2 separate regions of the Mus musculus genome follow, and region 1 is linked to region 2. A link is a loop called in an ENCODE intact Hi-C map of the cell type or tissue named here. Cell type or tissue: heart. All regions are shown on one strand. Each heading gives the region's core, and the rest is flanking DNA. Links, peaks and the distances in the headings are about the cores only.

What was found. A loop is a pair of places that touch in the nucleus more often than their neighbours do. Peaks named below come from ENCODE experiments on the same cell type or tissue, not always from the same donor. Only the 100,000 strongest peaks of a DNase experiment are listed, where the experiment ranks them.
Region 1: a loop joins it to region 2, with 2.0 times the contacts of the local background. A loop is called at or near these places in 4 of 42 quality-filtered maps.

The regions. Positions count from the first base shown.
Region 1 is chr2:35,828,850-35,837,185 of GRCm38, forward strand. All of the region lies in intron 6 of Ttll11 (tubulin tyrosine ligase-like family, member 11), which reads right to left. Among named protein-coding and RNA genes, the nearest start is that of Gm10829, 8.5 kb to the right of the region's middle. In heart, for the core only: no CTCF peak of the experiment used is centred there; a DNase peak (open chromatin) is centred at 4,132; H3K27ac peaks cover 1,678 bases.
Region 2 is chr2:35,897,717-35,906,052 of GRCm38, forward strand. It overlaps Ttll11 (tubulin tyrosine ligase-like family, member 11), which reads right to left. Exons shown (of 10, transcript NM_029774.3): 4 at 4,854-5,429. The region is part of intron 2 of Gm35396 (predicted gene, 35396); the gene reads left to right. Among named protein-coding and RNA genes, the nearest start is that of Gm35396, 18 kb to the left of the region's middle. In heart, for the core only: no CTCF peak of the experiment used is centred there; DNase peaks (open chromatin) are centred at 1,235 and 3,375.

The DNA of each region.
Region 1 (8,336 bases), core at 115-8,114, 69 kb before region 2:
ATGCTTCCCACCATGGATAATGGACTGAACCTCTGAACATGTAAGCCAGCCCCAATTAAGTATTGTCCTTACAGGAGTTGCCTTCATCATGGTGTCTCTTTCATAGTAGTGAAATACAAACTAAGACACACCTCCTGTTCTCTCTTATAACATGTGTGAGCAGGGGACCGTGGGCCAGAGAATAAGGGTCTCCACACAGTGTCCTCTCAGGTCTCATTCAGTCTTTTATATCCAGATTAGAAAACTCGGTGGGCCTGGCCCACCACACAGAATAAGTAGTTCTTTGGAAAGATCCCACCACATGCTGATGTCACATGAGCAATGGGTGCAGATCCCTCTTCCCATCTCAACATCGTTGAGGATTCATTAAAGACAGAAGTAACTAATACTGTCCTTGTCCCACTCTGTAGTAGCTTTCTCTTCTTACCTCTTCATTTGTTTCTCCATCCAGTTACTTCTTCCGACTAGTGATAATGTTTATCATGAGCAGCAGGCAGCCACGCAGCCCATTGTTCAGGAGCTGTGGTGTAAGCCTATCACCTCCCTGTCTTGTGTCTACATGTCATCATGTTGTCTTCTTTTTATGGGTCTCTGCATACCCATTTTCTCTCCTTACTAGGACACCGGTCATGACAAGGACACTGCATTAACATCCACTTGGACTTTATTTATCCATTAAGGACTTTATTTTAACTCAGTTACCCCAATAAAGACCATATTTCCATATAAGGCCACAATATAAGTTGCAAATTAGGATTAAATCTGAATTTGGAGGCAAAGACAACATGATTCACTCACAGCATTCATTCATTCATTCAGTCAGTCATTCTTCCAATTATAATGGAGAACAGAGATTCCAGACATTGATTTGGGTAGAGACAAATTAGATCAACCACAGAAGACTTCATACCTGAAGGCAGTATTGCCAGACAGATCAGCTGACACAACACAGGATAAGCCAGAGGGGTCACAGGGATGGGGAGGACTCGTGGCTCACAGAGAGTATCATGGAAAGTTTCCTAGAGGAGTAAGAGCTGCATGCCAGGCAGGTGGGAAGACAGGAATGCACAGACTCCAGGCAAAGGACCCTGCAAAAGGGAACTGATAGGGGTGCAGGAGGGAAGGTGTGTTTTAGAAGTTCAGGTGATAGGGATGGAGCCTAAGGCATGTGGAAGGGCAATGGGAACAGGGAAGAAGGTCCTGGCAAATACTCCCCACAGGAGCAGAGACATAGCTTGTCTCAGAACTCAGGTACCCAAGAACCTCCCCTTCTGTGTGGAACAGTCTGAAGAAACAGGAGCCAGAGAGAGTCCAGACATGGAAGCTCACCTACTAAGGTCAATGTCCGCATGGGAAACAAGGGCCACCAAGAGCCTTTCAAGCCCTACATATTCTCACTTTACCGACCCTCTAATAAGTGTGCTGAATTGGCTTTCAGATACACTGAAAATTAGAAGGGAGGGGACAGGATATCACAGGCACATGATTTGCAGAGGAGGAAGAAACAGCTTCTAGCCAGAAAACAGAAAAGTAAGAAGAAAATAATCACTCGCAAAAGTCACGCTCTTCGAAGACACTGACAGAGAGCAGTCCCAAACCAGGTTGCGGAATCATCATTCAGACAAAAAGCCCCAAGATGGGTGTGGTGGCGTACACTTGTCCTCCCAGTGCTGAGAAGATGGGTGTAAAGGATGGGATGGAGCCCAGCCTGGATTGCATGGGAAGCCTCTGAAAGAAGAGAGCAGGGAAGAGAGAAAGGGAGGAAGGATGGAAGGGAAAGGAGGAGAAGGAAGAGTAGCAAACTCATGGAATGAGTAAATCTAGTAAGTAAAGATGCTTAGACACGTACACACAAGACCATTTAAAAAACAGAAAATACAAGGGCTCTCAAGTGTTTCTAACAATCAAAGACTCACCATGATGCTAAAAGCCAGTCTTGACCAAACTGAAAGTGCTCATGGATCTGCAGTTGACTGTTGGAAGGTGCTATAGTAATTGCTTAGACCCAACTGTCTTTTGAAAAAGAGAATCCCAGTGTAGGGAAGGGACTTTCCCAGAACCATGGGAAACGAGAGGAACAGAGTCAAAGAGCTGGGCCCAGGTCCTCTGGACCACCCATTCTAGATCATCTGGGAATGGCAGGCTTAGAGGTAGGTCCAAAGTACAGGCTGAGAAGGTTCCAAACACTAAGCTCTAGGTCGTGCCTCATCCTCCAGTGTGAGACCCAGGGCCATATGACCATTCCTGGTTTGTGTGGTTATACTCATTTGAATGGCTCTACAAGCCAGGTGGGGATTACCATGTGATGCACTGGTGCCTGGGACACTAGAGAAGAGAGGAAGAGACATGTCAGGTCCTGGTTGCTAGCAATGACTGCTAGCAACATCCCAGAGCCCTTTGCTGCTGGCCCAACAGTCAGTGAGATTTCCTAAGAGAGACTCTGAGTGGTAAGCAATACAGACAGGATTCTTTCCATGTGCATGCAAAGCCTCAGAGGGGGCTGGCTACATTGCCTACACAATAGAAATTTCAGATACAAAATCAGTACCACATGGTCTCTGTGCTTTGCAGATGCTGAACCTCACTCATAGCAGGTGTCCTGGGGCAGGGGTGGCAGTCAGGGGTGGGGTGGGGTGGAACAACACTTCGCTATTTGGTTTCTGCAAATGCAATTTGGTAAGTCTCTTGCATCATGGTTTTCCCTTGTTGAGAACATCTGGTATTTAGCTCTCACTGGGGCTTATCTACGGCGAGCTTCCAAACACTTCTCTATGTAACATTCTGCCACCCTGTATGTTGGCTTTAGAACCTTCCAGAGCCTTCACAGCTTCCTGTCAGATGAGTGTGGCAGTTTAGAAAGTGGTGCTACCATCACTGTGACTGCAGATAAGAGACCAACCCCAGCCACTTTCTTTAACACACATTTGTCCTCACCACAAAGGGCTGAGGGCTCCCGGAGAGAGTGACACTGAGCTGTCAAGACAGAAATGTTTGCGGAAAACATCTTTTCTGTCCACCCCCTTTTTCTAAAATAATACTTGCCTTATAAGTATTCTAACTATTTCTCTTATAAATGAGCATGTTTTGGGTTACATAGGAAAGAGCCTAGACATCTTTGATTGTCTCGGATATAATGACTGTTTTGATTAACGAGGCAACTTTACAATAGGAAAGAGGCAAACCACAAAATAAAACTCTGGCTAGCGCGTCTTGGTATTTCTGAAGAACGTGTGCCAGACTTGGTTGAGATCCTGAAATGGTCGCATGGGGCTGTGTTTTGTAATGAGGAGGGGAGCAGGTTTTTAAACCAAAAGATAGGTCCTAATTTGTGTATGACAGTAGGACCCTGTGTCCTCAACTCTACCCCTAGGTTCCCCTCAGCTCTACAGTTCAGCCAAAGCAAGCAAGTTCCTTCTGTAAGGGACATTGTCTGGTCTAGGGAAATATGGTACTGGACTCTGAGACTCACTGAAGAATCGTTCAGAACACTTCAGGTCATGTCCTCCAGGGATGTTTGCACATACCAAGAGATGTTCAACCCTCCAGGTTTTCTTCCTGTCCCCCTCACCAGGTGACAATATCATGCTGCTTACAATCCTCCAGTTCCCAGTCACCACGGTGTTCTCGTGTTCTCGCTGCCTTTCTGAGCAGAAGGCTGCTCAGAACTCCTCTCTCTGACCCACAGGCCAAGAAAAGCCTTGCTGTCACTGAGATCTAGATCTCTTCTGGGTCCACAAAGTGGTGGATATCCAGTGACTTTCTTAATTACGTGTATGCTTTAGGTGGGATAAGTTTCAGGCCTTTCTGTGACCTCCTCTGATTACCACGATGATGTTATGGGCAAGAAGTTATTTTCTTTATTTGGTAAACTAGGGATTTGAGGCTCAGAGAAATTAGTAAGATATGCCCAAGATTACAGGCAGAAAACAAAATAAAGAGCCAGGATTCGAGGCTAGCTGTCTCTGCCTCCCATGGTCTTCCTACCGTGCTCTGTAGACTTGGCTGAATTCCTTCCGTGTGTGTAATGTTTGATAAAGACTACATTGAACTGTGACCCGCCGGTCGCCCATTCTGCACTCATCCGGCTCAGCCCAGACAAGCAAGCAGGAGCAGGGGAAGCTTGCCTTCCAGGGCTCGTGATGATTTGTGGCGGGTGGCGTTCCTTCTCTCTTGTTTTTCTTGTGCTTTCCACAGTGTGGGGCCCAGCAGTAAGAATCTGGGAATCTTGCCTCTGAGTTCTGTTTTCTTGGACCAGTCTGACAAGTGATGGAAGTGCTTAGGGACCAGACCCGGCTGAATGAATGACTTCTATAAACTGTCCAGATCCTGCATTGGTGAGAGGACCAGGAGGTGAAGCCAAACCACACAGTCTACCACTGTCTCCTGCACCCTCATCTCTGCCACTTATCAGAGAAAACATAGAGCAGACACTATCTCTTTGAAGGGGTTTGAGTCCTAGAAAATATGAGCTAAATTTTAAGTACAATTTTAATTTTAATGAAAGCTTCAGGGAGTGCTGTTTGTTTGTGTTGCTTATCTTTCATACCTGGTGATTAAGTTAATTTATGCTTAATGGAAGAGGGTATCTCTAATCCCCAGACAGACTGAACATCTGTCTAGGACTGTGTTTCTGGAAGCCGTGAGCTGCTAGAGATGGATGCAATGAGACCAGGGCGTTGCTGAATAGACACCCGAAGGCTGTGCAAGGAGGACCAGGGACATCATCATGTCTGCCCAGTGCTTGTGCTGAAACCAAATCAACGTTCTGAGCATCTCGTCTGTCACTCCTTCAGTATCCTGCCTCCCGCTCTTTCATGTTATTCCCTGGATGGAGCTATGGAAAGGAAGTTGGGCTGCCGGGTATAGATCTACCATTAAAGCTAGCTACTCCCAAACCCCTCCCACATCTGTGCGTGTCTGCAGTCCCAGACGCTCCCACTTGCATGCACTCTCAGCTGGCTCTCCCAGGTCTGGAGGGAGCAATCATTCTCCTGCTTTACATTTTGGGAAACAAAGCCTCCAAAGGCTGAAGTAGCTTGCCTCAGAAACACAGCTTCTAAGCACCAAAGCTAGTATTGATCCAAATTCAGTCTGTTCTTGTTTTTACTCCCATAATAATGGATCAAACCACTTTGTCATGTGCTCTTGTAAATAAGGCTTCATTGGAACACAGCCACGTATATTTAAGCATTGTCTATAGTTACATTTCACATTGCAATGGCTGTCTCTTTGCTTCATGGCCACAATGATGTGAGTAGCTTTCTCTCTCACCACACCCTTCTCCCATAACTTTTCTGTCTCGTCACAGGTAGAAAAGCAATGTAGCTAGCCAACCACTGATTGAGACTTCTGAGACCATGAGCCAACTAAATTCTTCTTGTCTCTTCAACTATTCTATTACAGTGACAAGCTCATGACTAACACACCATCCCCACAGTGGCTCCATCATACAAGGGACCTGGGACAGAATGTGTGACTTATTCCCTCTCTAACACGTCAATCTCCCTGTAAACGATCCTTCCTCTCAGTCACAGAGCAGATGGCTGCTGGCAGAGGCATAGGATGGGCTGCACCACACATGAGACTAAATGTTCACACACCACAGTGAAGTGAAAAACACAAAAGGTGTGTGTGTGTGTGTGTGCGCGTGCGTGCTCGCGCACGCTCGCTGGTGTGAACATATGGAGATCATGCCTTTATGAAACCATGCTGACAACATTAAGTTCAATCATGTGAAATTGCAGACATTTTGACACATGGAAGTCCCAATTTCACATTTAATTGGTGATAATTGGTATTTAGGAATTATCACTACATGGAGACATAAAATGTTGGCAACTTTCTTCATGTTAGCTCCTGTGTGTGTGTGTGTGTGTGTGTGTGTGTGTGTGCATGCACGCATGAGTATGTATGTGTGCATATTTACTTATCTTCTACAAGCAGCAGCTGGCCCCAAACACCCTCATAAATTTTGGCAGTAGCAATCAAAATTTAAAATCACCTATTCTTTGACCTAACAATTTTTTTTCTAAGGATCCAGCCTGCAGATGGATAGGCAGCAGGGTCTTCCTGGCAGAGTGAACAAAATGTGAGACAGTGGAACGTCAGTTCCCATAATCAGGGGGTTGGTTATGAAGAGAATGAGAGGTCCTCAGATTCCAATGGCAAGCAGCAAAGGACAGCTCTGGATCTGCTCAGGTGGAGGCATGCCCTGACTGTCCTGGAGAACATCAAGCTCAAGTCTGAGAATGACAGACATATCATTCAGTAAAGAGTGGGCTCCTGCGTGTCTCTGAAGGTTTAAGGACTGAAATAAAGGGCTTGGGAAGCAGCAAGCAAGTAGAGAACAGTGGACTTTCATGGGGAAGTGGGGTCTTGGTTGACTTATACAGTGACGCTCAGGTGATGGAGTTCCTGCCTGGCTGAGGTAGCCCAGAGGCTGAGCCCTGGCACAACATCCACCAGGTAGCCCACACACTTACAATCCCAGTGCCAGGGGCTTTGGAGCTCTAGGACAGGAACAAGTTAGAGAACAGCCTGGAACATGAGACCCATCTCAAAAAAAAAAAAAAAAAAAAAACAACTTTAGTGGATAAATCATTCGCATTATTGATGATGGAGAAGCCTACTACTTTTACAATATTTTCAAATAAAGCAGTAAATGAAGGCAGCTTTGGTAAGCAGTGGGTAACTATGCACAGCATAACCAACAAGCAAAATTCATATTGGTTCTGGGATTCTGACCAGGTGTTCAGAGCAGGTGTTCTCTAAGCTAAGCCTTAGAAGAGTTGGGGAAAGAGCAAAGAAGTATGGTACCCCCTCTCCAAAGGGACCCTGAGCTTATTAGAGCTCTCAGGATGGCTAACACATTAGGGTTTGTTTTGCAGCTTGTGACATTCTGGTGGTTGTAAAAATTCTTATAGAACCAGATTTTCAGTTAAGATTCATATTACTTTATTCAAACAAATGCACTCCGCTCCACCCACTACCCCAGCATCATCTCTTACTTGGAGACTGGGGAGGACTTCACATTAAGGCTAGGGAGCTAGGGAGCAGCTGTAGACATGACCGATAGTTCACTCTGATCCCTTTCCTTTGCCTGGCAGAAATCAAACTCATCCAGGTTCCATGAGAGGCTGGCTCCAGCTCAGACTTGCTCAGGAACAGGTTGCTGTGGGTCCAGTGTTATTGGCAATACTAATTTATGGTTGGGACTGTGACTCAAATCTGGATAGTGTGATGTGTTGGAAAACCTACTAAGGTGTCTTTGCTATTTTTATTTTTATTTTTTAAATGAGAAAAGGTCTCATGTAATCCAGGATACACTTGAACAAGTGATGCCCCTGCTCTCACCTCCCAAGTGCTAGGGTTACGAGTGTACACCAGTACCATATCTGATTCCATCTTCACTCTTTAAGGATAGCATTTTAAAAAATACTAATTATTTTGTTACTTTTAAAAAATAAAAATCACTTTATCATAAAGAACGTATAAAAGAAAGAAAGAAAGAAAGAAAGAAAGAAAGAAAGAAAGAAAGAAAGGAAGGAAGGAAGGAAGAAAGAAAGAAAGGAAGGAAGAAAGAAAGAAAGGAAGGCCAAACACCACACAGGTAGATTAACACAACCATTCCAACTAGCACCTACCAGACCCAAAGACTATACATCTTGATGAACTTGTCTAGGGTTAGAATGGCCATTCTGAAGCTATGGTGCCTCACTCAAGGCTCCACATTATCACTACCAGTTATAGTCTTGTGTACTTATCCAACATGCCCCACCCTCTGACACACACACACACACACACACACACACACACACACACAAACCAAGACTGCCATGATAGAGTTAAAACTAGAAACACAACTGTTTTATACCTTCCTTCTGAAAGAAAATTAAAATTCAAGGTCCATGACTTATGCGGCTTGCTAGTTAGGAGGGCTTTTGGGCCTAAGACAAAGAACAGAGGCTGTAAAGTCATCCCAGGAATCAACTAGCCATAAAGATAGGGAAGACATACAAGAATGTCCGGACTGTCCCGGCGCCTCCCTATCTCCTGCCTTTCTGACATGGGTTAAATGTTAACCAGATGCTCTGCAGTTACCTCGATCTGCACATACAGTTTGCTGATGTTTACACTGTCCAATTGTGTGAAGCCACGCCAATTCCTCCCCTACCCCCACTCTTTTCCTATATAAACCCCTAACTTTTGAGCCTCATCGTCGACACCTTTGTCTCCTGCTTGAGATATGTGTTGGTCCGGAGCTCCATCATTAAACTACCTCGTGTGTTTTCATCAAGACAGTCTCTTGTGATTCTTTGGGTGTGCGCTATCTCATG
Region 2 (8,336 bases), core at 60-8,059:
TCTCCCCTCATCTCATGTGAGCACTTGGACAGCATGATGTATACAGAGCAGGGATTATCTCTGTGAGTCTTTCACACTAACCGGAGCACCCCTTAGAGGCCCTGGCCTCGCCTTGTCCTTAGCTACATGGCCCACACCTATCTCAGGTCTCATCTCAGTGGGTACCCAGGGAATGTGATATATTGCAAAGGAAGAAAATAACATAGTCAGAGTGGACAAGGAATGCTTTACAGAGAAAGAAAGTCTTGAGCTGTACTTTGGAAGGTACTGAATATTGAAACTAGTGAATAGGAGTGAGCAGGCCAGGCTGGCAGAGACAGAGGACCAATGGTCCAACCAGGGAGGCACTGGTGACAACCTCTGGAGAGGAAGCAGATCTGGTGTGGAAGAACCAAGGTTGAGGCACAGGGGAGCTAGGCAGCTGGATTGGGATGCGACAAACACCAGGCTAAGGTCTTGGTTTCCAAACTTGATTCCAAACTTTTATCACCAATGTCCTAGTTAACATCAAAATGAGGATAGTTGCCGATTTACAGTAACTTCAAGGTTACTGTAGGTGGGTAGGTGTGATAACTGTTGTCAGAGTAATAAACACCCATATTCTCACTTATTAAGTGACTGCTGTGTATTGGGGGCTGTTTTACACAGCTCCCTCTTGCTGGAGTGTGCAACAACTCTGGGGTATGGCTACAAACAAGCTTGCTACTTATAGCTAAAAAAATCCAGACTAGAAAAGGTTGACTTGTCGAGCTCGCCAGCTACAGTTGCTGTAAGCAGGAGCTGGAAGAAGCTCAACCCAGTCCATCTGAGAGGGAAACCCCAGCCCTTGACAGCCCCTCCATCCCCCACCCCAATACACTGATTCTCAGCTTCTGCCTGGTGATGTGTATAGGCTGTGGGGTAAGAGAGAGGGTAGAGGACACAGGAAGAGGAGAATTATACTAGGCCTTAGGAAAGCTCTATCTCTAGACATCCAACAGGAGGGTCATGGCTAAAGACAAAATTAGACACGGAGAACAAGAAAACTATACAGTTCAAGCCACAAAGTGTGTTCCCTCTGTGTGTGTTTCTGCCACATGACTGTCTACACCCAGGCTGACCTTGATATTTAAGCCAGGGTCACACTGCTGCCCTCAAGACAGCAGATGTGAGGCTCTGTGGCTGGGGCTGCCTGGGCAATGACAAGGCAGAGGCTGAAATGACAGGGCAGCTGTGTTCCTCAGCAGCAGATTACAGGAAATCTGACCACAGCAGAGCCGTGCCAGCTGTTGCTTGGCCACCATGTTTTCCAAGTCATTACTGTGGTCATGGCTGGAACAGGGTCACAGTCACATGCCCCAGATGAGTGTAATTTGGTTGGCCAGGGTTTACGCTCTGTAACGCTGCCATCTGGCCAGGTCTTGCTACAAGCAAGAAAGACCTGCCCAGCTAAGAAATAACTTCCTGCACTTGTGCCGAGTCTCAACAGTATGCAAAGTGTTTCCTGTGTCATCCATGTCTCACAGGAGTTGGGTGCTGACCCTGTAAGGCAGGGGAGGAAGCTAAGTTCCTGAAGAGTTAAGTGACTTAGGACAGGTCACGTGGCAAATGGACATCAGAACCATACCATGGAAACCTCAAGGTCTGCCCGTGTGTCTAGAGCCCAGCTAACAGCATCCTGAAAGGTGATTCAGACAGAGCAAGCAGGAGTGGACTTGGCTCTGAGTAGGTTCCAAATCCTCTCCCTTACTGCGTATCCAAGGCACTCAGAGCAACAGATACCACTTGACACCTTCTTAAAGCCTCTTCACCTACATCACTTCCCAGTGTGCACACGTGCACGTGTGCACACACACATGCACGCGCACACACACACATGCACGCACGCGCGCGCGCGCGCGCACACACACACACACACACACACACACACACACAGGTGTGAGTGTGCAGAGGGAACCTAAGACACACTAGGTGGTGAGAAAGTCTCCAGTACTTACTATACCAGAAAGGGCTTCATTCCTAGCCTGTCTCATCACCCTGGAAGCGTTTAGCGTGTGGTCAAATAGTGGCAAATGGCCATGAGGTTCTGAGCCCATTTGCTAGCTGTGACCCTAACCAAAGCAGTGGCTCCTGATCTGGACTTTCAGCCCCTACAGCTGGCCCTACCCCAACCTTGGTGGCTGTTGTTGCCTGTCTACTGCAGGACACACACATAATGACCACCCGGTCCTCCTTGCTGGGCCTCTGTGGTTTGGTCATGCTTGCCTGGCCCCATGGGATGCTCTTAGAATAGCCAAACAGGCATGGCCACACTTGTCCTCAGGGATGAACCCAGGGTGTGACCCTCACTTTGTGGTGGCCTGGGTTGGGACTTCTTTGTTCTAGCACTGTCCTGAAGTCCTCCTCAGTAGCCCTTTCTAACCATCTCCTCACGGCTATTGCAAATACCTGCTTAAGAGCTGCAGGCTCAGAGAGCAGGATTGGCATAGGACCATGGATGGGACTCGATGGGACAATTACTACTTCTCACACTGTCTCAATCCCTGGCCAGAGGCTTTCACCTGATGATCCTGCTGATGGGGGCAAAATCCCTGAGTCTCTGGATCTGGAGCAACCCAGTGTGTTTGTGGGCTGGTCAGTAGGTGTCTATCTATGAGAGAGACATTGCTCTGACCCCTCTCTTCACTCTCATCCCTTACTGCCTTCAACCCTTCTAGCTGAGTCAGGAAACACCCAGATCTCCTTTGACAGAAAAAGTGATAAACTGTGTGTACTTATGTGGTGTGCACCAGTGCAAGCCAACCCATGCCACTAGCCCCAGCAATGGGCCAGACCTTTGGGCCATTGCCTGTGAAGGAGCAGGCGCTTCAGAAGGTGGGAGTCACACTGGGGCTGATATGAAGCTCGGAAGCGAGTCAGATAAGGCAGTGTCCTGTCTGGGGGGACATATATGCATGACCACATGTAGTTCTGAAAGTCGAGGAAATGGTCAACATACCATTCAGAATAGTGGTTATGTAGAGGATGGGTTGGGGAAGAGAATATGGAAGAACACACATCGGAGCTGGGCAGTGAGCTGGGTGTGATCATTACAAATATGTTCTGTGTTGTTCTATTCCTCACACATCACACACACACACACACACACACACACACACACACACACCCCACCCTCCACCCCACTCTCGTCATGCTATGCAACAATATGAAAGATTATGAGGAGAGGATCCCAGAAGTCCATCGTATCTTCTCTTGCCTGGTCTGACAGATCTGGTGACAGGAAGGGTGTGCCTCATAAGTGCCTAGTCTCCATGCCCCTGTCTTACCCCTGAGAGCTATGTTTTAAAAAGCTGTTTTACACCATACTCCATTTCCTTCCCTCTCACAAACTGGCTGGCTGCCCAAGACAGCTTTTGCTAGAGTCCCCAGGACAAGTGTCAGTGAACATAATGGACAGTTCCAGGAATAGTCTTGCCTGACATCCTGGCAATGTTTGAGGCTACAGGCCCATGCTCAGGTATTTTCTGAGCATCTCTTCTTTGGCATTTCCAACACATTACCCCTTGATCCATCTTCTCAGTCTCCTTTGTTGGTTGCCTGCCTCTTTCCATCCTCCTGTTAACTGGGGGTGTCATGGGGGTCTTGTCCATACCACCTCATGCCTTCAATCACGGCAGTGGATAACTTCCCAGTTCTTTCTCCAACCCACCAGTCTTTCCCAAATGCCAGCCCAAATATCCACCTGTATACTAACCTCTTCTTTCAACTGCCATGCAGGCATTTGCCTTCAGATCCTGGCCCTTACCTGTTAGCCCGATCCTCTACAAGTAGTCTCTATCCATCTTTCCAAGAGCCCAAGAACTCCACCCCAGGAACTCTTCTCCTCTCTGCTACCATCTCTTCTCTTTCCCCAGAGCCCCGCAGTCACCGAGTCTAGCCATCCAACATCCTCAGATGGAACTCAGCTTTTCTCTTCATGTCTATCAAGATCTTCCTATTCAGAGCCAGCATCTGCTCTTGCATGTACAGAAACATACATTAGCAATCACCTGGCAGCCAGCCTTGGCTCAATACATAACCCACTGATCATGGAACTGTGTACTTCTGAGCTGACCATGATCTGTCCCATTTATAATCCTCTGATGATGGTTGCCACTGCCCCCAAGGCTCTCCACAACGTGGGCTTGATCTACTCACCCCCACCTCATCTTTTCTCATATCCCTCCTTTGGGCCTCAAAACGTGCCCTAACCACACTGAACTTGTTTGGGTGTTCCAAACACATCAGATTTCCCTCTTACCTCCAGAGCAGCATGTCTTCACCTAGAATAGCCTGTGGTGATCCCTATCCATTCTTTCCTGCTCCATCTCTCTCTTCAACTTTCAGTGGGACTACCATGACTTCTTGCACTGAGCCAGGAATGGTGGCTTGGTCCACAACCCCATTGCACTTGGTCCATTTCCTACTTGATTCTACGACATGTAACCCTCTGTGTCAATGGCTTCTTTAATGGCTTTTCCCCACTGTGGATTCTTGGCATTGGGCAGCAGGATTCTACAACAATGCCCGACCCCCCCCCCAAGTAAGCAGTAACAGCTGTCCAGTGAACAAAGAATGTATGCATGACATATGTGCTCTCACAAGAATCTTACAGATTTATAGTTAAATGAAGGAAAGTAGCCTGCCCCAAGTCACCTAGGAAACAGAAAGTTCAAAGTTGGTCTGGGGGGGTTAACACAAAATCCCAGAGTGGCCATCACCTGTGTATCCCCACCTCTGACAATGCAATCCTACCCATCCTTCATCACATAGCCAAGGAGCCTTTCCCCAGCCCAGTCAAGGCTAAAACTCAGGGTGGCGGTTGGCATGGTTACCTGGAAGCAGGTGGGCCCCGGCCTCCCTGTTGGGATGTCTGACTGGTAGAAAACTTTGAGCTCTGGGGTCAGGGCGATGACAGTCTTAATAACTAAGGAGATGATATCAGACCAGACCTTCTTGATGTCCACACCTTTGGAAGACAGTCTACAAAGAATGCTAGAGAAAGTCCTCTTGCTGCCCGTGCTGGCGCTGTCAGAGTGGACAAACTTGCCGCTGTGGATATTCAGGGAGTAGTTGGTCAGGTGCATAAAGACATGGTGCAGATTCTGGGGGTTAGGTTCTTGATATGGCTCTGTACAAAACCTAGAGAGTCCATCTTTGGCAATATAAATCTCTAAGGGATCCAAGGACTTCAGCAAGACATACAGACGGATGTCGAACTTGAGTTTGTCGATGAGGAGGGGCTTGCGGATGTACTCCTGGACCACTGCCGGCCTGTTATGGAGGGTCCCAGTCAGGCGACCATCACAGGGATCCTTAATGAGGTAGATTCCATCACCCTGACAACCACTATCCGGTTTCACAATAAAAGTGGGCTTCCAGGAGGGGTCACCTTCTTTCACCGTTTGGACCTGGAAGGGAGGGAAAACACCGGACTGTTAGGGATGTGGCAGAGATCCCCCTTCCACAGAGATGACACTGCCTGGGGGTCCAGTGACATGAGACTTGTCCTCAGTCTTGTATTCAAGAGTGAGGTGGAAAGTGGATTAGAAAAGTTGACCTGAGTTCAAGTCACTTCACCAGTTCTTAGTTGTATTCTTAACAAGTCATGTAACTATAACAACGGCAACAGCTTAATACAATTTGTGATTACCTGTGACATGCCAGGCATTGCACTGGGCTCTTTTACACTAGTCACCTCATCAAACCCTCCCAGAAAACACGGTTGTTATGGAGGGATGCAGCCATTGTTACATATGAGAGGAAAGAGTCAGCCTGCCTGGATTCAAGCTCTGGTGGTGTCATTTACAGAGCAAATTATTTCTCTCTACCTTCAATACTTGTCAAATAGAATTAAGGGCTTTTCCCCCCTTTCTGGATCTTGTTTGTTTTGAGACAGAGCATCTTGTCCAGCCTGGCCTTGAACCTTGAACTTGTCACCCAACCATCTTCACCTCCCAAGTGCTAGGATTACAGATAAGCAAGTATCACAGCTGGCTTGTGTGGTGCTGGGCTCTGTGCATGCTAGGCAAACATCCGACCACCTGAGCAGGCTAAGGACTCAAAGAGAAAATAAACTTGTGAGTTTAACTGGGGGAGGCAGCAGCGTTGAGGCTAAATCCTGGATTGATTACCCTAGAGCCCTGTGCCTTCCTCCATATTCTTTTCAACCCTCAATGGAACAATACAAAGAAGTGACCAGCCGAGATGTACAAAGGACCAGGCACAGTAACAAACCCTGAGCTAGCACACGAGAAACAGGCTTTCTGCTTTATTATGTGTATCTCACAGACTTGGCCAATCCCTCTACCTGTCTGGACCTTTCAGGAACTAGGTTCTGTCATCTGCAGCAGCTGCTCTTTCCCAGATCTGGGCTAGCAGGACATGCCCAAGACCATCTAGGCACTTGGCCAGCCCAGATCTGGACCTGTGGTTGTGTATAATTTATGGGTACCTGATTCCTCCAGGCTATGGCTTCAAGGTATTCCCCCTGAAGCTCACATGTTGGAAACTTAACCTCTAATATGCACATGTTGATGGTATCTTAATGTAGAAACTTGGCAGGTAAAGTTGAAGAAGCCTAAGCATAGAGCGATATGACAGCACTGGTAGTTTCATAAGAAAGGGAGAGACCAGCCCTCCTGTGTGCTGGCTAGCACATTGGATGTGTCTTGTCCCATAGAAGGCCCCTCACCAGCTATCAGCATCTTGATACTGGACTTCTTAGCCTCTGGAGCTGAAAGACATACATTTCTATACTTTACAAACTCAGAAGGCCTGAGCCATCCAGACATCTTTGTTGGGGTGCTTTGGGAAGCTATGGAAGAAGGTGGGCTGAAATGCTCAGAGAAGACATGTGAAGACAGACACCTTGCTCTCTGTAGCTCCTGGCATGGAAGCTCTCTTCTGAGCCATCCCCAGGAGCAGTGCCCGACTTGCAGGAGAAGTCGATGATGGTCTGGCGCTGGCCTCCCGTCAGCCTTTGCCTTCGCTGTGCAAGCCTGACCCAGGCCACCCACTCTCTAGAATGCACTTATCTCTTTGACTGGCCTATATTTCTAGCTGAAGCTTTTGCCGATTCCTGGGTCTTGTAAAAGATCCTTAACAATGGAGGGACACTTACAGCCTTGATAATGGCTCCCATCAATTGTGTCCTCCACGTCAGCAGGATTCCAGAACAGAACTTCACAAGAGATCAATGCGGGCTCCCTCTCAGGCCCAACCTCCTCACAGCCTTTCCTGCAACAGTGACCTTGACGCTTATGTCATTATTTAATATTCATCCGAAGCATCCACACGCACAGCCTTTACAGCAAACATGGCTGCTATGGACGAACGACAGCCGTGGATCAGCAAGTGAAAAATGTCAAGTTTGCACTGGTGGGTAATTTTTCCCTCTAGAAAGCTTTTGCTAGGCCGATGATACTAACAGTTCAATATATTATCAGAGTGATATTTTCTCCTTTGAATTCAGGGTATGTGCCTTAAATAAATTAAACTACATGGTCAATAGTCTCTGTCATTCATTACAGTGTTAAATATTTCTTCCTCTCTGTGCCAGAGTCATTACAAATCAAGATTATTAATTCTAAGAGAATCGTTGAATTTTCTGAACCAAAAGGATCCTCGGAGACCGACATCATCCCATCTGCTCATAATGCAGAGGGGAGGCTGAGGCTGAGGGAAGGGGCGGGGCCCGCCTGGGGTCCCATGATTGGCTAGCGAGGCAGGTGGGGTGAGAGCCTAGGTCTTTGATCCCACCTCAGGTTCCCTGTGACAATTTTATTTTTGATAAGATAAAATGAAAGACCCGTTTTTCTGATTCCTATAGCAAAGACTTTTTGTTTTGTTTTGTTTTGATTTGTTTTGTTTTGTTTTGTTTCAAGAGAGAGTTTCTCTGTGTAGATCAGGCTGGCCTTGAACTCAGAAATCCCGCCTGCTTCTGCCTCCCAAGTGCTGGAATTAAAGGCGTGCGCCACTACTAATCAGCCAAAGACTTTAATATCTCAGCCATTACTAATATCTGGGCTCTGACCTCACCCTGAACATGGCTGTCTTGGAACTGTGTCTTTGAATCCTGAGCTGTCTGGGATACCCCAACCCCAAATCTTCAGTCTGGGTTCCTAATGTGTTCAAAAGTGCCACAGCCTGGCTCACTAACTGCTCTGCAGGCAGGACCTAAGTGTGACCCCCAGCACCCACATAAGAAAGCTAGACATGGTGGTGTAACACTGTGATTCCAGATCTAGGGAGGCAGAGACAGGAGGAACCCAGGGCTGGCTGCCCACTGGGCTCCAGGCACAATGAGAGACCTTGTC